Linked DNA regions of Homo sapiens: region 2 is linked to region 1. The links are chromatin loops, found by intact Hi-C in ENCODE. Cell type or tissue: Caco-2. All regions are shown on one strand. Region 1 has its middle 9.5 kb from the start of MC2R. Region 2 has its middle 39 kb from the start of MC5R.

The links. Hi-C counts contacts between places; a loop is a spot of excess contacts. Peaks named below come from ENCODE experiments on the same cell type or tissue, not always from the same donor. Only the 100,000 strongest peaks of a DNase experiment are listed, where the experiment ranks them.
Region 2: a loop joins it to region 1, with 4 times the contacts of the local background. A loop is called at or near these places in 6 of 110 quality-filtered maps.

Annotation. Positions count from the first base shown.
Region 1 is chr18:13,922,527-13,927,526 of GRCh38, reverse strand. No RefSeq gene overlaps it. Among named protein-coding and RNA genes, the nearest start is that of MC2R, 9.5 kb to the right of the region's middle. In Caco-2, no CTCF peak of the experiment used is centred here; no DNase peak of the experiment used is centred here; H3K27me3 peaks cover 147 bases.
Region 2 is chr18:13,860,583-13,865,582 of GRCh38, reverse strand. No RefSeq gene overlaps it. Among named protein-coding and RNA genes, the nearest start is that of MC5R, 39 kb to the right of the region's middle. In Caco-2, no CTCF peak of the experiment used is centred here; a DNase peak (open chromatin) is centred at 2,542.

The DNA.
Region 1 (5,000 bases):
TCATTTAATTTATTGTTGCCTCTTTTTCTGTTTTCTTACATGTGTTAATTTGATCAAATTACTTGTCCTTTTCTTTCTTTTTTTTTTTGAGATGGAGTCTTCCTCTGTCACCCAGACTGGAGTGCAGTGGTGCAACATCGGCTCACTGCAACCTCTGCCTCCTGGGTTCAAGTGATTCTCCTGCCTCAGCCACCTGAGTAGCTGGGACTACAAGTGCCTACCACCATGTCTGGCTAATTTTTGTATTTTTAGTAGAGACGAGTTTTCACCATGTTGGCCAGGATGGTCTCAATCTCCTGACCTTGTGATCTACCTTCCATGGCCTCCCAAAGTGCTGGGATTACAGGTGTGAGCCACTGCACCTGGCCATCCTTCTCATTTTTAACCTTATCTTAATTTGGAAATTCTTCTGTAATTCTTAATTCTACTCATGGTTCCTTCTCTTTCTCAACATTTATTCTTCTACTATAAAGATCTCAATAGCTCCTCTTTGAAGATCCTCTGTTGCCCATGGTTTTCCCTTTCCTCAGTAAGAAGAGCATTTAAACGCCTTTATTACTTATCTTTTCCCCTAAACATTTGGGTTTGGCTGATATAGTTTCCTCTTTTTAATTCCAGACTATTATTAAGTTTTGCCATGCTGGTGACTACCATATTACACCCTGGCCTAACCACACACAACAATACAGCTCAGCCCATAGAAAGCTACTGAGGAAGCTACATATCCACAGATCTCACAGAGACTCCAATTGCACACCATGTGCGCATGCATATACACACATGTACATGCATCCATATACCACAGTCTGGTTCTCCACAACCTGATTTTGGATCTTGTTCAGGTGCATGATCCAAGTTCCCAAGGCAGGTTCTGTTGTAGTTTAATGTCCCCACACTGTAAAATCTACTTCAGAACTGCCAGCTGCCAGCTACCAGTGGTCCTCAGTTCAGATTCTTCTCTCTGCAGCCCCATAGAGTTTATTACCTGGGAACTTCCTATGAGCAACCTTATTACATAACCTAAAATCCAATTTTTTTAGGACACAAGTAATGATATCAAATCCCAAACATCCTGATGGGGCATGCCACCATATCTATTGTATCTTGGAAGGAACATGGCATTTATTTTAGATCTTAGGCACTATTATCCACGGTGACCTGAGGTTGTTCAATAATTGTGTACATATATTAAAAAACATGTACACAAGCAGGAAAGATGTGAGCATCAATGAACCAACCACAGAAGCAGCAGAAGTTGGAATTCAGTGACAACTGGGGTGCAGAGCCCCTAACAAATGGGGGGTATCCCACCAGCATCTTTTCTCACCTGAAGTCACTATGCAAGGCATTGAATCATAATTTTTTACTTGCTTGGTAAAGTCAAATAAAAATTCAGCCAACAGCTGTGTGTGGATTCCTCTGAGTTTCCATCCAAGAGTGGAACTCTGTCTGTGGGTGGCTGAGCAGCTCTGCATTTCTGTTGTAAGTCTCTGGAGTCCTCTTGGCTCCATTGGCACATGGGGGCCTCGCTGGCTGATCCAAGGAGCAGCATGTGCTCAGAGAGGGGAAGGGACAGTGCAGCTCAAGCCTGAGGTGAGTATTGTCCTAGAGGGGAAAATGTGCATACCAACTTTCTATGAGCATTCAGCAAAGTAGGCTATTTTGACAAATGTGCATTACATGCTTTGCACAGACACATAGCATAGTGACAATGTGACATACACTGATGTCTTAAGGAACAAGAAAAATGTTAAAGCTGCTACCCAAGGAGAAATGAAACCAGTTACCAGATAACTTAAACAAAAACACCTGCAAGGGAGAGAGGGCAAAATGAGGGAGGCCCAGGTGCCTGCCCCTGAGGAGCTCACGTGCTAGCAGAGAAAACGCTGCAGGAAGCCATCACACTACCATGAGGTGAGCACAAGGGGAGTCCCAGGAGAGAGCAGCAGAGCAATCCCCTCCCTCTGGAAGGGAGCCGGGTGGAGTCACGGGAGCTGATGGAGGCTGCGGATGGATGGGAGATGCCACACAGCTTGGAAGACAGTGTTTCAGGCCAGCCACAGGGCACAAACAGTGTTTACATTACGGAGTATAGCTTGGATGGGATAGACCAGCAGTCTTCAAACATTTGTGCTCAGGTCCCCGCCAAAAGGATGTAGGAAATCTCCCTCCTCAATGAGTACACTTCCCAGGTGACTTCCAGCACTTTTCATTATAGGCTTAAGTAACTGCAAAGGATGTCATTCTCAGCATACTGTAAATGTTTCTTTTAAGCTGTTACATCACTTATTACATTCAATGGAGTCTAAATACTATACAATTTGATATCTACACCATGATCCATTTTTAAAATACAATGTCTTCCAAAAGTCATAAATCTTAGATTATTTTTGTTTTTTCCTTGAACTTACTGGGAGTAACTTTCTTTTGTTTAGGAAAGCACTTTATTGGGCCTCTTGCTTAAGCAGAGATGCGCAGACCTAGAAGAGATGGAACATTGAGACAGGCAGTTTAATTGCTGTGCAACAGAGATTCTCAGACTCCCGGGCCTCGGAAGCCCCTGGAGGGCGGTCCCCCACCCACACCCCAGTTCTGACCGCCGGTCTGCTGCTGTCCTATGCATGTGCAGGCGATCCTCCAGCTGCTTGTCTGCTGACCACACTGTGAAAATCACTGCTCCAGAAAATCAAGTAAAGAGGTATTTTTCTTGGACAGGTGTCTTTGTTTAAAAGAATGTTCTGTTTTCCTCTGGCCCAATGAGAATAAAAGGGAGACACCAAGGATCCTAGCTGCAGAGGATATAACAGAAAAGACTCTGCTCTGGAGACCCAGGTTCCTCTCAAGGTGGGGTCAGGGAGGAGAAGGAAAGAGAAAGCACCTTGTGGATAAAAAGGACTGGTCCTAAAGTGGAAAGTCGTAGAGCAGTGACTGTTCTGTGAATTGTTAAATTGCCAGCACCCAAACTTTTAGCGGATGTTGAGTGAGCCTGCAGTGCAGTGTGGCCATGAGCCGGTCTCTGTGCCTGGAGACTGTCATTACCTCCCTGAGTCCTCTGTGCTAGGAGACTAAAGGGAAGGCTCACGTGCACGCCAGCAAAGAGGCATGGGAACAGCCTCCAGCCTCAGGGACCAGGCATGGTCCAGGGCAAAGACAAGATGCCAGGGGCAGCAGCTCCCACACTCCGAGGCTGGCAGCAGCCACCAGACACTGGTTATGAAATTGTAGCAGCACCTGGGGGAAGGAGCTAAACTCCCACAGCATCACAGAAAGCAAACTCGAGTTATTTCATTTCTATGTCAAAGGGAACACGAGGGAAATGCGGGACACGAACAAACCATGTCTGGTATGAGACAGCCTCCCAGGGTGACGCTGAGAGTGTCGTTTCACCTCCCGGGGGTCTCAGTTTCCTTCTCTGCACATCAAAGTGTTTAAACCCATGGACCTCTAGGTGCCTTCTAGTTCTAAGAGCCTGGGATTTGCTACAGGTTTTTGATTAAAAGAAATCACAATCGGTCCTGTGCATATGGACGGAAACAAAGCTAAATGCTTTCCTTCTCCTTTTCCAGGGAGGCTCTAAAACCAAAAGGAATTGGCGGAATGGTCAGTCCCAAACTGGAGAATTTACTCTCAGTTCTTTTTGTTTCTAAAGGTTTTGGAAACTTATTCTTTTTCCATTTAAATGATCACAAATAGCTGTACTATCTCCCCGATGGAGACAGGCAGTGCAAGGGAAGCATCTTAGACGACTTGGCCAAGTGTGAAAGGAGCATTCTGGGGTTCTGGGCTGTTGAAGTTTGAAAACCCTACTCTACACATATCTTCCAAGAGCACAAAGCACCCTCTCCCCAGCTATAAACTACCGCAGCGCTGCCATGAGGTTAAGCCTGGTGGATTGCACGGGCATTCCTGTCGCAGAGCCATTCTGTTCCTGCGTAACCACAGCCACTGCTCAGTGACACAGGGGCCCAGTCCCTGGGAAACCTGGGCCCTGCATAAGCACTAATCGGAGCCTGGGACCACAGCTGAGACCCCAAACATGGTGCTGGGGGGCCCAGGCTGATGGCACCTGCCAGGTGGCAAACACACTGCCATCTCTGCAAACTCCTCTCTGAGCCAGCTTTTATGGACTGTGTGCATCTGTGCTGTCAAAGAAAACATTTCAACAAATTGTGTTTAAAGACCTAATTGGCTTTTATTAATGATTCATGAGTTGGGTGGCACCCCATCTATGAAAGGGGCATTGATAGCTGGGCAGAGGAGGTAGGCTTTATAGGCAGAAGAGGCTGAAGAAGCAGAAAGAGGGAACAAAAAGCAGATGGGTTGTTTCAGAATTACTTTCCTTATAGAGTCACTGACTTAGGTTGACTGGGCCCCTTAGGACTGGTTGCTCTGAATCTCCCAGTTTTTTGGGGGAAACAGGCCCATTTCTAGGCTCACTTTGGTTATATGGCACCTGGCACAAGTGACTCCATTCTAGTTTCGTCTGATCTGTTGTGGCCAGGTGCAGAAGCTCAGTCCAAACAATGGCCTCCACACATTGTATTTAATAGTGCAGAAATCTACCATTTGCCTCTCCAGATCCCCTGTCCAGCCTCTCCCTCCAGCTCTGTGGCCCAAGAGGCTGAGCACAAGGGATATATCAGTAACTTCCTTGCCCCGGCTTCTGGTTGGATTAAACCCAAGAGTCAAACAGGAGAGAGGGGAGACAGGGTATTTTCCCAGCTCTCCCCTGCAGGTCACCACAGGCTGGATACATGCCTCAGACCCAGGGCAGCTGAGAGGCATGGCTGTGCCCAGATTCCGTGCTCTGCGGTATGGCTTGCTCTACTCTGCTTACATCTTTGTAAATGACCCTTTTATTAAACTTGTCTCAAATAATCCAGTCTGAGTGAACCATCCATTGCAGGACATTGACTGTCTCTGTGTCTAACCAAAGCTCCAATCTGGGAGGGATGTGGGAATACTAGAAAAGTTCGGGAAGAGAAAACAATAAGTGATTA
Region 2 (5,000 bases), 62 kb after region 1:
GCTGGAGCTCCACTTAAGGGAAATTACCAAATCTCTGAGCCTTTAAGTCCTGTTTCTTTGCTGGTTGAAAGTGACTCTGGTGATGAAAATAAATAAAATGTATACCAAAGTTGAGCAAGAGCAAGTCCCCAGCCTTCTCCAAGAACCAAATACTGCCATGACTGCCAAAAGTGCTGGGATGGAGATTCATCCTGATGGCCCTCCATACTTGATCATCTCCGCGGGGCTCAGTAGCCTGGAGGCAGGCGTGTGAACAGCATGAAAGCTTGAAGTCAGAAAGAAGAATGGAAAGGCAGAAAAGAGGGCACATAGACTGACAAGGCTTTAGTGGTAACGCCAAGAAGCAGAAGGTCAGGCACGATGAGGTTGCCTGCATTTAGGAACAACTGTGCCATCTGTAGAGAAAGTGTGTGTTCTTGGCACCCAGTGCCCACACAGTAAAATCTTCAGTGTGTTTTTGCAGATGAGCACCATCATTCTCATGAGAGATCTTGGGAAAAAAATGCTGTATTTGTATAAAGTTGGCAAATCTACATAAGAGTCCCAGGCCCTCTTAGAAGTGTTGACCTCCCTAGGAAATAGGTGACTGTGTTCCCAGCTTGATCTCAGATGCATCATTCAAACCATACAGCATGAACATTTCTTCAGAAAATTCTTAAGTGAGAATGCTTTCCTTATATATTCTTACTTTTATTTTACCATGAGGAATTTAGCCTTTTTAAAAAGTTAGCAACTATGGTTAAATGTTTCCAAGAGATTTAATTCTTTCCTAAGTCTTGCTAAGATGTAAATATGATCAGTAGGGATATGGCTAGGTTAGAAGTTGGGATTGGTGACTGGTTTGAGAACCACTGGGAAATTCTGAGCAATAGCCGTTCAGATTCTAGCGGTCAGGGTTGAGAAAGTAAGTGTTACTTTGATTATAAAAATTCAGTAGAAGTAAACTTTTGCTTTCACAGTATCTTTTCACACAGGTTACTTGAAATGGAAAATTGGGAGGAGTCTATGCTTAAAAATGGTATTTATATTTTTAAAGCCAAGAAACTAAATAAACATTTTGGTTTTGCCATTACAATATTACATTAAGTTTCAACGAACTCTTTAGAAAATTATTTTCCAATAAGATTTATGTTCTTATAAATTCCAGTCTTAATTTCTCCAGCTTTGGGGCATCATCTTTCTTTGGGTATTTAATAAGACAGCACTAATCTCCCACCCCACATCCTGTGGGAAATCCAACACATTACAAACTTTCTAAGGGTTTTTGGAGAATTCCCATTCTTGTGGCCACTGCCGCCCTGAACCCTGGCTTTCCTGGATGCTCCACCTTCCTCCCCAGTACCCTTCCTGGACTTGCTTTTGTACCTGTGGTCACTGCCTCTTACTCCATTCACCAAAGCTGTGAGTGCAAGTCTGTTCCAGATTACTTGGGCCAAATGAGAAGTTTGACACCACAGTATAGAACAAGAAACTATTTAAAATTGAGTATTTGGGATCTCTATTTTCCTTGTCTATCTTTGTCATAAAAGGATATTTCTCATTGATCCACTTTCTTCTATGAATATAGTTTGCTACAATTTCCTAAATTCCACTCTCACCCTCCCAAGTCTGAAGCTTTCCCTTAACTGCCTTTGCCCTGGTCTAACCCCCACACCGCTCCACCCACCCCATGCCCCAGGTTGCCACTTGAAGCGTCAAAACAGTTGTGAATTTTATTGCGCAGATCATATCAGCAATCTTTTGCTCAACCTCTTTTTTTGACTAGCTCGAGTTCTGTTTTATTTTAAACGAAATCAAAAACAAAAAGAATAATATGGACAATGTAATGATCTTCTAAATAAACTTGCTTTCTATCCTGTATGGAAAAACTATTTCCCACACAAAGAACCAGCAGAGAGTATTTGAGGATTGCTGGCAAGATGGCCAAACAGCGCTGGTCTGCAGCTCCCAGTGAGATTGATGCAGAAGGTGGGTGGGTGATTTCTGCATTTCCAACTGAGGTACCTGGTTCAGCTCACTGGGACAAGTTGGACAATGGGTGCAGCACACCAACGGCGAGCCAACAGACGGGCATCACCTCACAAGGGGTCAGAGAATTTTCTCCCCTACTCAAGGGAAGCCTTGAGGCACTGAGCCTGAGGAACTCTGGCTCAGATACTGTGCTTGTCCCACGGTCTTCACAACCTGCAAACCAGGAGATTCCCTCTGGTGCCTACCCCATCAAGGCCCTGGGTTGCAAGCACAAAACTGGGTGGCCATTTGGAAAGACACTGAACTAGCTGCAGTTCTTTTTTTCCATACGCCAGTGGCGCCTGGAACCCCAGCGAGACAGAACCATTCACTCCCCTGGAAAGGGGTGCTGAAGCCAGGGAGCCAAGTGGTAGCTCAGTGGGTCCCACCCCCACAGAGCCCAGCAAACTAAGATCCACGGGCTTGAAATTCTCACTGCCAGCACAGCAGCAGTCTGAGATTGACCCCGGATGTTTGAGCTTGTTGGAGGGAGGGGTCTCTGCCATTGCTGAGGCTTGAGTAGGCGATTTTACGCTCACAGTGTAAACAAAGCCACTGGGAAGTTTGAACTGGGTGGAGCTCACTGCAGCTCAGCAAGGCTGCTGTGGACAGACTGCCAGATTTCTCTTCTATGGGCAGGGCATCTCTGAAAAAAAGGCAGCAGCCCCAGTCAGGAACTTATAGATAAAACCACCATCTCCCTGGGAAAGAGCACCTGGGGAAAGGGGTGGCTGTGGGTGCAGCTTCAGGAGACATAAGAGTCCCTGCCTGACAGCTCTGAAGAGAGCAGCAGATTTCCCAACACAGCATTCGAGCTCTGCTAAGGGTGAGACTGCCTCCTCAAGTGGGTCCCTGACCCCCGTGTATCCTGACTTGGAGACACCTCCCAGTAGGGGCCGACAGACACCTCATACAGGAGAGCTCTGGCTGGCATCTGGCAGGTGACCCTCTGGGACAAAGCTTCCAGAGGAAAGATCAGGCAGCAGTCTTTGCTGTTCTGCAGCCTCTGCTGGTGATACCCAGGCAAACAGAGTCGGGAGTGGACCTCCAGCAAACTCCAGAAGACCAGCAGACAGGGGCCTATCAGAAGGAAAACTAACGAGCAGAAAGGAATAGCACATCCGCTCAAAGATCCCATCTGAAGGTCACCAACATCAAAGACCAAAGGTAGATAAATCCACAAAGATGGGGAGAAACCAACGCAAAAAGACTAAAATTTCCAAAAACCAGAACGCCTCTTCTCCTACAAAGGATCACAACTCCTCGCCAGCAAGGGAACAAAACTGGACGGAGAATGAGTTTGACGAATTGACAGAACTAGACTTCAGAAGGTGGGTAATAACAAACTCCTCCAAGCTAAAAGAGCATATTCTAACCCAATGCAAGGAAGCTAAGAACCTTGAAAAAAGGTTAGACTAATTGCTAACTAGAAACCACGTAGAGAAGAACATAAATGACCTGATGGAGCTGAAAAAAACAGCACAAGAACTTCGTGAAGCATACACAAGTATCAATAATGGAATTGATCAATTGATCAAGTGATTGAAGATTAACTTAATGAAATAAAGAGAAGACAAGATTAGAGAAAAAAGAATAAAAAGGAACAAACAAACCTCCAAGAAATATGGGACTATGTGAAAAGACCAAATTTACATCTGATTGGTGTACCTGAAAGTGAAGGGGAGAATGGAATCAACTTGGAAAACACTCTTCAAGATATTATCCAGGAGAACATCCCCAACTTAGTAAGACAGGCCAACATTCAAATTCAGGAAATACAGAGAACATCACAAAGATACTCCTTGAGAAGAGCAATGCGAAGACATATAATCATCAGATTCACCAAGGTTGAAATGAAGGAAAAAATGTTAAGGGCAGCCTGAGAGAAAGGTCGGGTTACCCACAAAGGGAAACCCATCAGACTAACAGTGGATCTCTCTGCAGAAACACTACAATCCAGAAGAGAGTGGGGGCCAATATTCAACATTCTTAAAAAAAAGAATTTTCAACCCAGAATTTCATATCCAGCCAGACTAAGCTTCATAAGTGAAGGAGAAATAAAATTCTGTACAGACAAGCAAATGCTGAGAGATTTTGTTACCACCAGGCCAGCCTTACAAGAGCTCCTGAAGGAAGCACTAAACATGGAAAGGAACAACCATTACCAGCCACTGCAAAAACATACTGAATTGTAAAGAACATTGGCACTATGAAGAAATTGCATCAACTAATGGACAAAACAATGAGTTAGCATCGAAATGACAGGATCAAATGCACATGTAACAATATTAACCTTAAATGTAAGTGGGCTAAATGCCCCAATTAAAAGACACAGACTGGCAAATTGGATAAAGAGTCAACACCCATCAGTGTACTGTATTCAGGAGACCCATCTCACAAGCAAAGACACACATAGGCTCAAAATAAAGGGATGGAGGAATATTTACGAAGCAAATGGAAAGAAAAAAAAAAAAGCAGGTGTTGCAATCCTAATCTCTGATAAAACAGACTTTAAACCAACAAAGATCAAAAGAGACAGAGAAGGACATAATGGTAAAGGGATCAATGAAACAAGAAGAGCTAACTATTCTAAATATATAAGCACCCAATACAGGAGCACTCAGATTCATAAAGCAAATTCTTAGAGACCTTCAAAGAGACTTAGACTCCCACACAATAATAATGGAAGACTTTAACACCCCATTGTGAATATTAGACAGATCAACAAGACAGAAAATTAACAAAGATATTCAGGACTTGAACGCAGCTCTGGACCAAGCGGACGTAATAGACATCTACAGAACTCTCCACCCCAAATCAACAGAATATACATTCTTCTCAGCACCTCATTGCACTTATTCTAAAATTGACCACGTAATTGGAAGTAAAACACTCCTCAACAAATGCAAAAGAACGGAAATGATAACAAACAGTCTCTCAGACCACAGTGCAATCAAATTAGAACTCAGGACTAAGAAACTCACTCAAAA